Linked DNA regions of Homo sapiens: region 2 is linked to region 1. A link is a contact called in ENCODE Hi-C or POLR2A ChIA-PET data. All regions are on one chromosome and are shown on one strand. Each heading gives the region's core, a stretch centred on a gene start or an enhancer-like site at or near the end of the contact. The rest is flanking DNA. Distances are from core to core; before and after follow the strand shown.

Region 1 (6,605 bases), core at 1,950-4,449:
GTGTGGCATTTGTTTTGTGTAATCAGAATAGTACCCACCCATCCAACTTCTTGGAAATATGTATTTCTGCTTCTCCATGAGATTGGACTGGAAGCTTCCATCTTATATATCCCTTCCCCATGGATAACAGCACCTTCCAGGGATGGGCACCTGATACAAACTTGGCCTATCAGAGCACTTCCCTGGGAATTTTGCCCTTGGGGCCAGAGAAACATGGGTGTCAGTCCCTCTCTGGTGATAAAGCTGTGTCATGTAAAGTCTGGGGGATCTATAATGACTAAAAGATTTGAGAGTCAGAGAGAGGGAATTCTAGCTTGGCTCAGGCCCTGGTTTCCCCTCACTTTGAGGGCTCAGACACCCTTTTGCTTGTGCCACAATATGAACAATATTCACCACCCTCATTTAACTAAACTAGTCTGAGTTGAATTTTTGTCATCTGCAAACCAAAAAGTTCTGATGACATTTGCAGTAAGAGAAATGTCTACTCTTTGTCATTCAAAGAGTTCAATTTGTTCATTCTTCAAATTTTGAGCACAATTCTCAACAACACTCTAGGGTTGTTTTGTGTGCATTGGGTCCATCATTTTGTGCCTGTAAGAAATAACAACAAAAATCTTTCCTCACTAGTCAGCATCAGGTTCAGGAACTCCAGGTTCTCTGTAGACACAAGGCTTTGGGATTCCCTTCAGAGAAGGAGCAATGCATCTCCATCACTCGTGTGGTAAGTAAAATTGCTGCTCAGAACACTTCCATGCCTGCTCCTTTGTGATTCAGATGAGGAGAAATCAACGTGGACTGAGCGCCCACACAGGACAGCCAGGCATTTCCCATACAGGTGGTAAAGGTATCTTCTGAACTTCTCCCCAGCAAATGCATAGATGAGAGGATTCAGGCAACAATGGCTAAATGCAACCGTCTCAGTCACACTGAGGGCCAGCCTCAGATCCTTCCTCATGTCACAACTGGGAAAGAAGTCATAGAGCTTAAGCGTCTCCAGGAAAATCATAACGTTGTAGGGTGTCCAGAAGAGGAAAAACACGATGACCACCAGAAGGATCAGTTTAATGGCTTTGGCTTTCTTGTGGTTCTTGCAGGAAAACAGCGTCTGGATGATTCTGAAGTAGCAATAACTCATAATGAGCAGGGGGAGTAGGAAGCCAAGAAAATTTGTTTCCACATTGCGGAGCACGGGCCAGATTTCCTGGAGGACCTCGGGGTAGTCACCAAGGCATTCATTTTCTTTCTGCTTTGTGAACATGAACTGGGGTGCTGCCACCAAAATGGCTGCTGCCCAGACGCCTAGGCTGATGGTGACGCCATGCTGCACGGTCCGGTTGTTCATGGAGTTGGCGGCCAGGACGATGGCCAGGTACCTATCAATGCTGATGACGGTGATGAAGAATATGCTTCCAAAAAAGCCGATGAAGAAGAAGGCGGTAGTGAATTTGCACATGGCATTGTGGAGGCCCTTTTCATTTATCAAATAGTGAGTCCAGAAGGGCAAAGTGGCTACAAACAGCAGATCAGACAAGGCCAGGTTCAGGAGGTAAATGTCGGTGACACTCTTGGGCTTCTTGCTGTTGGTGAGGGCAAACACTACCAACAAATTTCCCACCAGGCCAATGGCAAAGATGACGGAGTAGAATATGGACAGGAACACAGTCCCAAAGACCACGATGTCCCCAATATAACAGGCCTCAGCCAAATCATCGTACTCAAAGTTTTCTGTCACTGATTCAGGGAACTGATCCATGGTGAAGGCCTGGATCAGAAAGAAAAACAAGTAACTGTGTTAGTTATCAGAGAAACAAAGTTGGAATTCTGTGTGGCCTCATATGTAGGCAGGCAGGAAGAAACAAATATTGGTTGGGTGCACACTACATTTCCCAACTTCCCACTTGCCATCTTGTTTAATCCCCACAACAGTCTTGTGATGAAGACTGCAACAGACTCTTCTGACAGGAGAGGCGGACTCCTTTGACTTGCCCAAAGCCATGCAGTAAATGGCTCTGTGAGCATTTGGCTCTAGGCATTTTTTTTTTTTTAAATGGAGTCTCGCTGTGTCACCCAGGCTGGAGTGCAGTGGTGCGATCTCAGCTCACTGCAACCTCTGTCCCCTGGGGTTCAAGCGATTCTCCTGCCTCAGCCTCCCAAATAGCTGGGATTATAGGCGTGCACTACCACGCCTGGCTAATTTTTGTATTTTTAGTAGAGATGGGGTTTCATCATGTTAGCCAGGCTGGTCTCAAACTCCTGACCTCAGATTATCCTTCCGCCTCAGCCTCCCAAAATGCTAGGATTACAGGCGTGAGCCACAGCGCCCAGCCAGCTCTAGGCTTTTTGAAGCTTGAGACAGATCTGTTTTACTTTTACTGCCCAAAATCTCTCCAAAAGCTAGCTAGTTTGACCAATGTGTGGATGAGAAAGGGAGAACCATGAGCAGGAGGGGGAGGGGGGTGAGATGGGGTGAATTGGGGGTGCAGCTGTAATTCACACTTCCAGTCCAAACTTCCCCAAAGCAATTCTCCATCCTCTTCCTTTGTTTCCACCTTTTCCACCCTCTGGCCCCTTACTTTTCCATGAAGCTAGGCCTGGAGAGAGAAGCCTCAGACCCAGAGCCTTGGGCAGAACAGCACCCGGAAGCCCTCATCTTTGTTTTTTGAGAACCATTTCACCTCCTCTTCTCCTTATAATCAACAAGTCCTTCTCTTTCTTAGCAGGTATCAGACAGAGTCATACACTCTAGAGTGACTACCTTGTTTTGGGCTGCCCAGGACTTTCCTGGTTTTAGCCCTGAAAGTCCCATCTATTGGGAACCCCTCAGTCCCAGGCAAATCAGGACTGTTGGTCATCCTACAACGCTAAGTGAAGAGAAGGTGTTGCCATCATTCAGGACTCTGCAGTCATAGAGGGGCTGACTGATTCAAGATGGAGGATGGGGCTCCGTTAGTCTGCTGGGCTAGTCTCCGGGTGACTAATTCCCCCTACGATTACCAGCCCTATAGTTCACTTTGGTTTGGACTTCCCCACTATTCTTATCTCCTGTTTCCTTCTGAGCAGGAATTGAAAAAAGAAGACACTTCTGCAGGCTGCACTCCCCTTCTTTTCGCAGCCAGGACTTGCTGCTCATTCACTCCAGAGCCGGCTGGGAGGCAGCCCTTTCACACGGCTCCTCTGGGCGTCTCCTCGTGATACCACAGATGGGTCCCTCAGAAACCCTCAAAACAGGCCTCCTGGTTGTCACTGCCTCCCTCCTTACCACAACTTACAGCAAAGCTCACGCTTTAACCGAGGGAGTTTCCACGCCCCACTACACCCTTTCCATGATGGTTTTACCCAGGTGGTGTCTCACCAAGATGAGGGCCCACCCAGCCAGGGTGTGTCACTTCTCGCTTCCCAGCCTCTGCTTTGGGGCCTGCATCTCACCCAGACTCTCCTGGGATAAGTGGGCCGGGGCTTTACAACCTAAGCTGTCTCAGGCTGTGATGAGTTCTCAACCCCAGGGAACGTGTATGCTTTCTCTGCTTCAGGCTACAATGCCCTTTTCTCAGAGAATAATCTCTGGCTGTGACGTTAATTAATAACATTTAAGTCAAATGGTATAAAATGGCTGACATACAGCTATTTTTGAGCCACATCCATGTCAGTTTTATATGACTCAAGCTAATATGTGGGAAACAGAAATTGCTACTTAGTGCCTGCAGCTTGTCACAGAGCATGATCTTCCCAGACAAGCTGCTGTATGAGTAAAAATAGTCAAGTCCTTGGTGGTTCTATGTTAGGGACCCTGGAGCTAGCTACTTTCTCCCTCCCCTTCCCCCAGTGAGAAGAGCTGGCAAAGCCGACCTCGAGAGGTGGCCAAATCCAGTAAAAATTGTCTCGCATCTCTTTATGTGCCTGTGGTCGGTCCTTCAGCACAGGAACTTCTGTGGACTCGGGCACTCCCGAGATTGAATCCTGCATCTGTCCTCTCTGGCTGAGTGATGGGTGAGCTTGAAACCTCTGAGCCTAACATTCCTTGTCTGTAAGATCGGGATTCATTCTCATGCCTGCCCACAGAACTGTTTTAAGGGGAGCACCTGGCACAGTGTGTCACATACAGCAAGCACTTAATACATGTTCAATTTGTTTCCTGCATTATGTGAGGAAGCAAAAGCCCTTTGGATCTTTGGAAACATCCAGGCTGCCTGTGGACTCCCATGTTCCACCTCCACCCTGGGTATCCTGGGAATTTGGTCTTTAAAGGTCACTTTATTTTTTTTTCCCCCTGAAATAAGACATGCTTTCTTTTCAGATTATTTTGGGGGAGGTAAGCCACCCTTTATTGAGCTTTTACTAAACTGTCAGGCTCATTGCTCTGTTTGGATTAATATTGATCTAATCCGTTCTGCAATTCTGAAAAAAAAAAGTTCTATATTTAATTCACTGCACTGCTGAATGCCTCTGGGGATATTCATGATGAGAGGAAGGAATGGGACAAATGTGGAGAAGGAAGGGAAAGTTAGAAATAAGCAACTGATTGCCTGGTGGAGTGGCAGAGGGGTCCCAAATCAGGCCCTTTGCCTTACTGGGTGCTTGGGCTCAGGGCTGCCACGTGCACAGGGGCATCTCTAATTTGCACCAAGTCTCCATATAAGCTGGGGGTGGTCTGGCTTGGCAAGGAGCTCATGAAAAGATCAGTCAGGTACAGTCTAAGCCAGGAAGGGGCTTGTCTTCTCAATGGGGAAAATTCACATAAAGACTTTGATTAAGACAGAATGGAAGAAGTGGGTGAATGTATCTTCTGCAGATGGGATGCAAATTCAGATAATGCTCTGGGCAGGATGGTTTTGCCTGATACGTGGTGATATTATGTATTGAGAGCCAAATGGCTGGTTATGGGCATCCATCTGGCTTGGGACTGCTCCCTGCCATCCAGGGGGTCTGCTCAGTGAGGGCAGACGAACACTCTGCAGCCCTCATCCTAGCTCCCTGCTGTCTCAGAGTCCCCAGTGAAGACCCTAGAATTGCTGTGGCTCCCACAGGAGTCTCTCAGTGCTGGCACAGTGGGTGCATGCAGTGGGTGCTCACCCAGCATATCATGGTCCCTGCTATGAGCCATCTGGACCATGCTACAGAGGAAAGAGCAGTACCAATATCGCTTTCTATGAGTTCCCACGTGACTCTGAGGAACAGCACTGGTCATTGAGGGACATTTTTGATCTTCATGTTCACATTTCCATTTTGCACACACTGTGCCTCACAGGAGGCACAGCTGGGTGAAGCACCTGGCCCATCCCACAGCTAGAAGCAGGGGGAGCAGGACTGAGGCCAAGGCCTGTGCTGTTCCCACTCTCCCTTGAAGATGGAGGAGACTCGGGCCCTGGGCTTAGGGGCCAAATCCTGGCAGGGGAGAAGAGTCAAGGACTCGATGACTATCAAACAGTTGAGTCCCAAGTCCAGTGGTAAAAAGGCATCAAAACAACAGCCTTAGCTTCCTCCTCTAAAAAAATAACCTCTTAGGTTTGTTGAGAGCATAAGAATTAAATTACTTTAAATTGCTTATTGGGATTTATCGTAGACACACACATGCTCAAGCAAGTGTGTACACTGTCACTGCAACAAGCTTCAAATATAAATGAAGGGAAACAACCCCAATGTCCATCACTAGGGACAGATCAAAGCACGATAAGTCCAATTAATGGAATACCAAGCAGCTGCTTAAAAACCAAACAGTTTCTAGCTCTTGGAAACTTGGGAAAAACAACAAAAACAGGCAGATCTGTATATTCTGTCATGCAACAATCTCTAAGATATACTGGTAAGTGAAAAAAGCTAGGTGAGGTACCATGTACATAGTATGCTGTCATTTGTGGAAAAGAATGATGTGTGCGTATTTTGTATAAAGTTTAAATATCTCTTAAGGAATACACTGGTGGTGGTAATTATCCCTGGAGAGGGATTCTGAAGGATTGAGGATATGGGAAAGGAGACAGTTTTTATGGTAAACTTTTGGAAATGTTTTTTACCATGTACACATACTACGTATTTTGGAAAATAGTTTAATTAATTCGTTTGGAATTTTAAAATAAAAATCAACAAAAATATGAGTTATATGAAAAACTAAAAAATGAGTAACTTAGTACAATAACAAGCATGCTGCACATAATAAGTGGTAGCCAACATATAAAAGGATCATCTCTATTTTTATGGGCAAATAGATGAATTCAGAGAGGGTGAATAACTTGTTCGAGGTGATGCAGTGTGTGTGCAATAGGGCTGCAGTGAGGGCCCAGATGTGTTCGGCCTCAGCACTTTTTTTTAACTTCACATTACAGCCCTTCCCCATTCCTTTTTCCCAAGACTAGGAGTTCCTAAGAGAAGACCCACGTCCTCTTCAGCTCTGCAGGCCAATGTTCAACAGAAGGCCTGGTACACAGCGAATGCCATATGAATATTTGCAGAAGGATAAATATTATATCCTAGACCTTTGTTCCAAAGAGTTTCATCTAGTAGTGATGACAGCACCCTATCAGTCACCCTGATCCCAGGGGTGCTCATGAGCACACAGGTGTCCTTTCTGATCATAGGCTAGGAAGCCTTGAACTCTGAGAAGTTAGTAGGTG
Region 2 (6,434 bases), core at 2,599-5,098, 94 kb after region 1:
AAGGTTATGGTGAACTATGATCATGCCACTGCTCTCAAGCCTGGGCAACAGAATGAGACCCCATCTCTCAAAAAAAGGGGAGGAAGGCAAAAGATCTGAATGGACATTTCTCAAAAGAAGACATACAAATGGCCAAGAGGTATATTTTAAAAATGCCGAGCATCACTAATCATGAGAGATATGCAAATCAAAACTACAATGAGGCTGGTTCCAGTGGCTCACACCTGTAATCCCAGCAGTTTAGGAGGCTGAGGCAGGCAGATCACTTGAGATTATGAGTTCAAGACCAGCCTGGCCAACATGGCGAAAGCCGGTCTCTACTAAAAATACAAAAATTACCCAGGCATGGTGGCATGCACCTGTAATCCCAGCTACTAGGGAGGCTGAGGCTGGAGAATCACTTGAATCCAGGAGGCAGAAGTTGCAGTGAGTTGAGATCACACCACTGTTCTCCAGCCTCAGCAGTAGAGCAAGACTCTGCCTCAAAAAAAAAAAAAAAAAAAAAACAAACAAAAAAAAAAAACAAAAAACCTACAGTGAGATACCATCTCACCACAGTTAAAACGGCTTTCTTTTTTATCAAAAAGAAAGGAGCTTTTTCACACTGGTTTTGCCACCAGAACACAGGTGTTGTGAAAACTACCCCTAAAAGCAACAATGGGAATGGAAAAGACTCATATCAACATTGTTGTCATTGGACATGTAGATTTGGGCAAGTCCACCACTACTGGTCATCTGATCTACAAATGCGGTGGCATCGACAAAAGAACCACTGAAAAATTTGAGATGGAGGCTGTTGAGATGGAAAAGGCTCCTTCAAGTATGCCTGGGTCTTGGATAAGCTGAAAGCTGAGCGTGAACATGGTATCACCATTGATATCTCCTTGTGGAAATTTGATACCAGCAAATACTACGTGACTATCATTGATGCCCCAGGACACAGAGACTTCATCAAAAACATGATTACAGGGATGTCTCAGGCTGATTGTGCTGTCCTGATTGTTGCTGCTGGTGTTGCTGAATTTGAAGCTGGTATCTCCAAGAATGGGCAGACCCAAGAGCATGCCCTCCTGTCTTACACACTGGGTGTGAAACAACTAATTGTTGGTGTTAACAAAATGGATTCCACTGAGCCACTCTACAGCCAGAAGAGATATGAGGAGATCATTAAGGAAGTCAGCACTTACATTAAGAAAATTGGCTACAACCCTGACACAGTAGCATTTGTGCCAATTTCTGGTTGGAATGGTGACAACATGCTGGAGTCAAGTGATAACATGCCTTAGTTCAAGAGATGGAAAGTCACCCATAAGGATGGCAATGCCAGTGGAACCATGCTGCTTGAGGCTCTGGACTGCATCCTACCACCAACTCATCCAACTGACAAGCCTTTGTGCCTGCATCTCCAGGATGTCCACAAAATTGGTGGCATTTGTACTGTTTCTGTTGGCTGAGTGGATACTGGTGTTCTCAAACCTGGTATGGTGGTCACCTTTGCTCCAGCCAACATTACAATGAAATAAAATCTGTCAAAATGCACCATGAAGCTTTGAGTGAAGCTCTTCCTGGGGACAATGTGGGCTTCAATGTCAAGAATATGTCTGTCAAGGATGTTCATCGTGGCAATTGACAGCAAAAATGACCCACCAATGGAGTCAGCTAGCTTCACTGCTCATGTGATTATCCCGAACCATCCAGGCCAAATCAGCGCTGGCTATGCCGCTGTACTGTATTGCCACATGGTCCACATTGCATGCAAGATTGCTGAGCTGAAGGAAAAGATTGATTGCCGTTCTGGTAAAAAGCCAGAAGATTGCCCTAAATTCTTGAAGTCTGATGATGCTGCCATCATTGACATGGTTCCTGGCAAGCCCATGTGTGTTGAGAGCTTCTCATACTAAACACCTCTGGGTCGCTTTGCTGTTTGTGATATGAGACAGACAGTTGCCGTGGGTGTCATCAAAGCAGTGGACAAGAAGGCTGCTGGAGCTGGCAAGGTCACCAAGTTGCCCAGAAAGGTCAGAAGGCTAAATGAATATTATCCCTAATACCTGCCACCCGGTCTTAATCAGTGGTGGAAGAATGGTCTCAGAACTGTTTGTTTCAATTGGCCATTTAAGTTTAGTAGTAAAAGACTGGTTAATGATAACAATGCATCATAAAACCTTCAGATGGAAAGGAGAATGTTTTGTGGACCACTTTGGTTTTCTTTTTTGCATCTGGCAGTTTTAAGTTATTAGTTTTTAAAATCAGTACTTTTTAATGGAAACAACTTGACCAAAAATCTGTTACAGAATTTTGAGACCCATTAAAAAGGTTTAATGAGAAAAAAAAAAAAAAAAGAAAGGGAATAACAGATATTGGCATGGATGTGGAGAAAGAGGAACCCTCATACACTGTTGATGGGAAGATAAATTAGTACAGCCATTATGGAAAATAGTGTGGAGTTTCCTCAAAAAACTAAAAAATAGGCCAGGCATGGTGGCTCATGCCTGTAATCTCAGCACTTTGGGAGGCCGAGGCGGGTGGATCACCTGAGGTCAGGAGTTTGAGACCAGCCTGGCCAACATGGTAAAACCCTGTCTCTATAAAAAATACAAAAAATTAGTTGGGCATGGTGGCAGGTGCCTGTAATCCCAGCTACTCGGGAGGCTGAGGCATGAGAATCACTTGAACCCAGGAGGTGGAGGTTGAAGTGAGCCAAGATGGCACCATTGCACTCCAGCCTGGGTGACAGAGCAAGACTCTGTCTCAAAAAAAAAAAAAAAAACACAAAAAAACTAAAACTAAAAAATAGAACTACCATATGATCCAGCAATTTCACTATTGGGTATATAGCCAAAAGAAAGGAAATCAATACATCAAAGAGGGATCTGGATTCCCATGTTTATTGCAGCACCCTTCACAATAGCCAAAATATGGAATTGATCTAAGTACTCCTCAGTAGATGATTCAATAAAGAAAACAGGTGTGTGTGTGTGTGTGTGTGTGTATATATATATATAATATGTATATATATAAAATATGTATATATAATATGTATATATATATGCAATGAATCATTATTCAGCTATCTAAATAATGAAATCTTGTCATTTGCATCAACATGTTAAGTAAAATAAGCCAAGCACAGAAAGACAAATATCACATGTTCTCACTCATATGTGGGAGCTATAAAAGTGGATTTTATGGAGATAGAAAGTTGACTGGTGGTTACCAGAGGTAGGAAAGTATGGGTACAGGGGGAATGAAGACAGGTTAATTAATGGATACAAATATACAGTTAGATAGAAGTAAGACATGGTAGTCAATAGATCAGTAGGGTGACTATAGTTAACATTAATCAATTGAACATTTCAAAATAGCTGGAAAACAATAATATGAATGTTCCTAGTGTAAAGAAAAGATAAATATTTAAGATGATAGATATCCAAGGATTCCCGCAGGTAGTTAGAAAGAGACCACAGACATTGAGGGAAGCTCACTCAGTATCTGCTCCTCACCCTGTCTCTCTGGCAAAGTAGTAAGCGAGGTGCTGAGCAGAATGAGCTACTTTGTGGTTTCCACTGTGAGCAGCCCTGTCCCTCATTCAGTGACTTGTCCTGCAGTGGTGATGGCCGAATAGAAGCAGCTGTGGTCCGCAGCACTCACAGAGAGTAAGGAAAATCGCAAGTGGATTTAGCACCTTCAACTGAAATATCCAGGTTCTCACAATGGGACTGACTAGAAAATTAACCTGACTCAAGGAGAATGAAGAAAAGCAGGTTGGGGCAATGACCCACCCGGGAGTAGCACAAAGCCAAAGGAACCCCCACCCCCAGCCAAAGGAAGTGGTGAGTGATCATGCAACCCTGCCCAGGAAACCATGCTTCTCCCACAGATCTTTGCAGCCCACAGATCAGGAGATCCCCTCGTGAGCCCACACCTCTAGGGCCTTGGGTCCTATACACAGAGCTGTGTGGGGCCTTGGCAGAGCAGCCACTCAGGCACTCGCAGAGACCCAAGACTTTTACATACTCTAGCCCCAAAATCCCTGGTGAGGCAGCAGATCTGTTCATACATTCCCCTAGGAAGGGGGCTGAATCCAGGGAACCAAGAAGTGTCATTCTGCAGGCCCCACTTCCACAGCACCTCACAAGTTAAGACACACTGGCTTGGAATTCCAGCCAGCCAGGGGCAACAGGCTGAGCCCACCTGAGATAGGAAGGAGTTCCCAGGGGAGGGGTGGGCACTATTTTCATAGTGCGGTCAACTAGTATTCCAGCCTGCCAGCTCTGGAGAGTGTAGGTGGTCAGGACAAGAGGGAACCCCCTAATGCAGCACATTTGACTTGCCAGATTGTGCCCAGACTGCCTCTGTAAGCAGACCCCGATCAAGTCCTCCTCACTGGGTGGGGTCTTCCTGTGGGAAGCCTTCAGTTACTCCAGCCAGTATTATAAAGACCTGATCTCTCCCTGGGAGGGAACTTGGTGGGGGCAGGGTAGGCGGCAGGGATGGCTTCCATATCTGCACTTCAGTTGACTCAGCTATTCAAGCCTGCCAGCTCTGGAGAGTCTAGGCATCTGGACAAAGAGTAGCCTTGTCAACACAGCAAACCTGCTCTACCAAAAAGCAGCTGGACTGCTTCTGTAAGTGTTTCCTGAATTCTATTCCTCCTACCGGGTGAGACCTCCCAAGAGGGGTCTCCAGACACCTCCTACAAGAGTGTTCAGGCCAGGAAAAGGTCAGTAACCCCCGGGGACAGAGCTTCCAGAGGAAAGAGCAGGCTGGCATCTTTGCTGTTTCACAGACTTCACTGATGATACTTCCAGGTACAGGAAAAACTGAGGCAACTAGGGTCTGGAGTGGACCCCCAGAAAACCACAGCAGCCCTACGGTTGCTAAGTCAGTGCCCTGTTAAGAGAAAAACAAACAAATGGAAAACTATGACAACAATATCAACCAAAAAGACCCCACAAAAAGCCCATTCAAAGGTCAGCAACCTCAAAGATTGCAGGCAGATAAGCCTACAAAACTGACACTGAATCAACAAAACAATTCTGAAAACTCAAAAAGGTGGAGTGCCTCTTCTCCAAATGACTGCAATAACTCTCCAGCAAGGGGAATGAACTGGGCAGAGGCTGACATGGCTGAATTGACAGAAGTAGGCTTCAGAAGATGGATATTAATGAACCTTGCGAGCTAAAGGAGCATGTTGTAACCCAATGCAAACAAGTTAAGAATCATGATGAAACAATACAGGAGCTACTAACTAGAATAGCCAGTTTAGAGAGGAACATAACTGACCTCACGGAGCTGAAAAACACAACATGAGAACTTCACAATGCAATCACAAGTATCAATAGCAGAATAGACCAAGCAGAGAAAAGAATCTCAGAGGTTGAACACTATCTTTCAGAAATAAGACAGACAGATGAGAAGAAGAAAAAATAATAACAAAGGGTTAACAAACTCTCTGAGAAATATGGGATTATGTAAAAAGACTGAACTTAGCACTGATTGGGGTACCTGAAAGAGACAGGGAGAACAGAACCAAGTTGGAAAACATACTTCAGGATATCATCCAGGAAAACTTCCCCAACCTAGCAAGACAGGCCAACATTCAAATACAGGAAACCCAGAGAACTCCAGTAAGATACTCCATGAGAAGATCAACCCCAAGACACATAATCATCAAATTCTTCAAGGTCAAAATGAAGGAAAAAATGTTAAGGGCAGCTAGAGAGAAAGGTCATGTCACCTAAAAATGGAAGCCCATCAGAGTAACAGTGGGACTCTCCGTGGAAACCCTATATGCCAGAAGACATTGGAGGCCAATATTTAACATTCTTAAAGAAAAGAATTACCAACCCAGAATTTAATATCTGGCCATACTAAGCTTCATAAGCGAAGGAGAAATGAGATCCTTTTCAGAAAAGCAAATGCTGAGGGAATTTGTCACCACCAGGCCTGCCTTGCAAGAGCTCCTGAAGGAAGCATTAAATATGAAAAGGAAAAATTGTTACCAGCCACTACAAAAACACACTGAAGTACACAGACTAGTGACACTATGAAGCAACTACATAAACAAGTCTGTAAAATAACCAGCTGACATCATGATGACAGGATCAAATTCACACATAAAAATATTAACCTTAAATGTAAATGGGCTAAATAAATGTCCCAATTAAAAGACACCAAGTGGCAAGCTGGCTAAAGAGGAGACCCATTGGTATGCTGTCTTCAAGGGAACCATCTCACATGCAAAGACACACATAGGCTCAAAAGAAAGGGATGGAGGAAAATTTACCAAGCAAATGGAAAACAGAAAAAAGCAGGGGTTGCAATCTTAGTTTCTGACAAAACAGACATTAAACCAAAGATCAAAAAAGACAAAGAAGGGCATCACACAGTGGTAAAGGGTTTGATTCAACAAGAAGAGATAACTATCCTAA

Evidence for each region. Hi-C counts contacts between places; a loop is a spot of excess contacts on that map. ChIA-PET counts read pairs that join two places held with the same protein, here RNA polymerase II (POLR2A). Pooled maps may share reads with other maps.
Region 2: a pooled map shows a loop between it and region 1 (5-fold over the local background). The contact joins two enhancer-like sites. A Hi-C loop is called at or near these places in 7 of 50 pooled maps. POLR2A ChIA-PET finds 5 or more read pairs at or near these places in 2 of 52 experiments (OCI-LY7 and activated CD4-positive, alpha-beta T cell).

Annotation. Positions count from the first base shown.
Region 1 is chr3:39,264,757-39,271,361 of GRCh38, forward strand. CX3CR1 (C-X3-C motif chemokine receptor 1) reads right to left here. Exons shown (of 2, transcript NM_001337.4): 2 at 1-1,762. The coding sequence starts at 1,753. The coding sequence ends at 686. Among named protein-coding and RNA genes, the nearest start is that of CX3CR1, 12 kb to the right of the region's middle. Within about 2 kb of position 3,200, at least 4 of the 41 ENCODE cell types and tissues checked have a DNase peak (open chromatin) inside an H3K27ac peak, as active enhancers do.
Region 2 is chr3:39,357,888-39,364,321 of GRCh38, forward strand. It overlaps the pseudogene EEF1A1P24. Among named protein-coding and RNA genes, the nearest start is that of SLC25A38, 22 kb to the right of the region's middle. RefSeq lists an enhancer at 3,608-3,837. Within about 2 kb of position 3,849, at least 5 of the 41 ENCODE cell types and tissues checked have a DNase peak (open chromatin) inside an H3K27ac peak, as active enhancers do.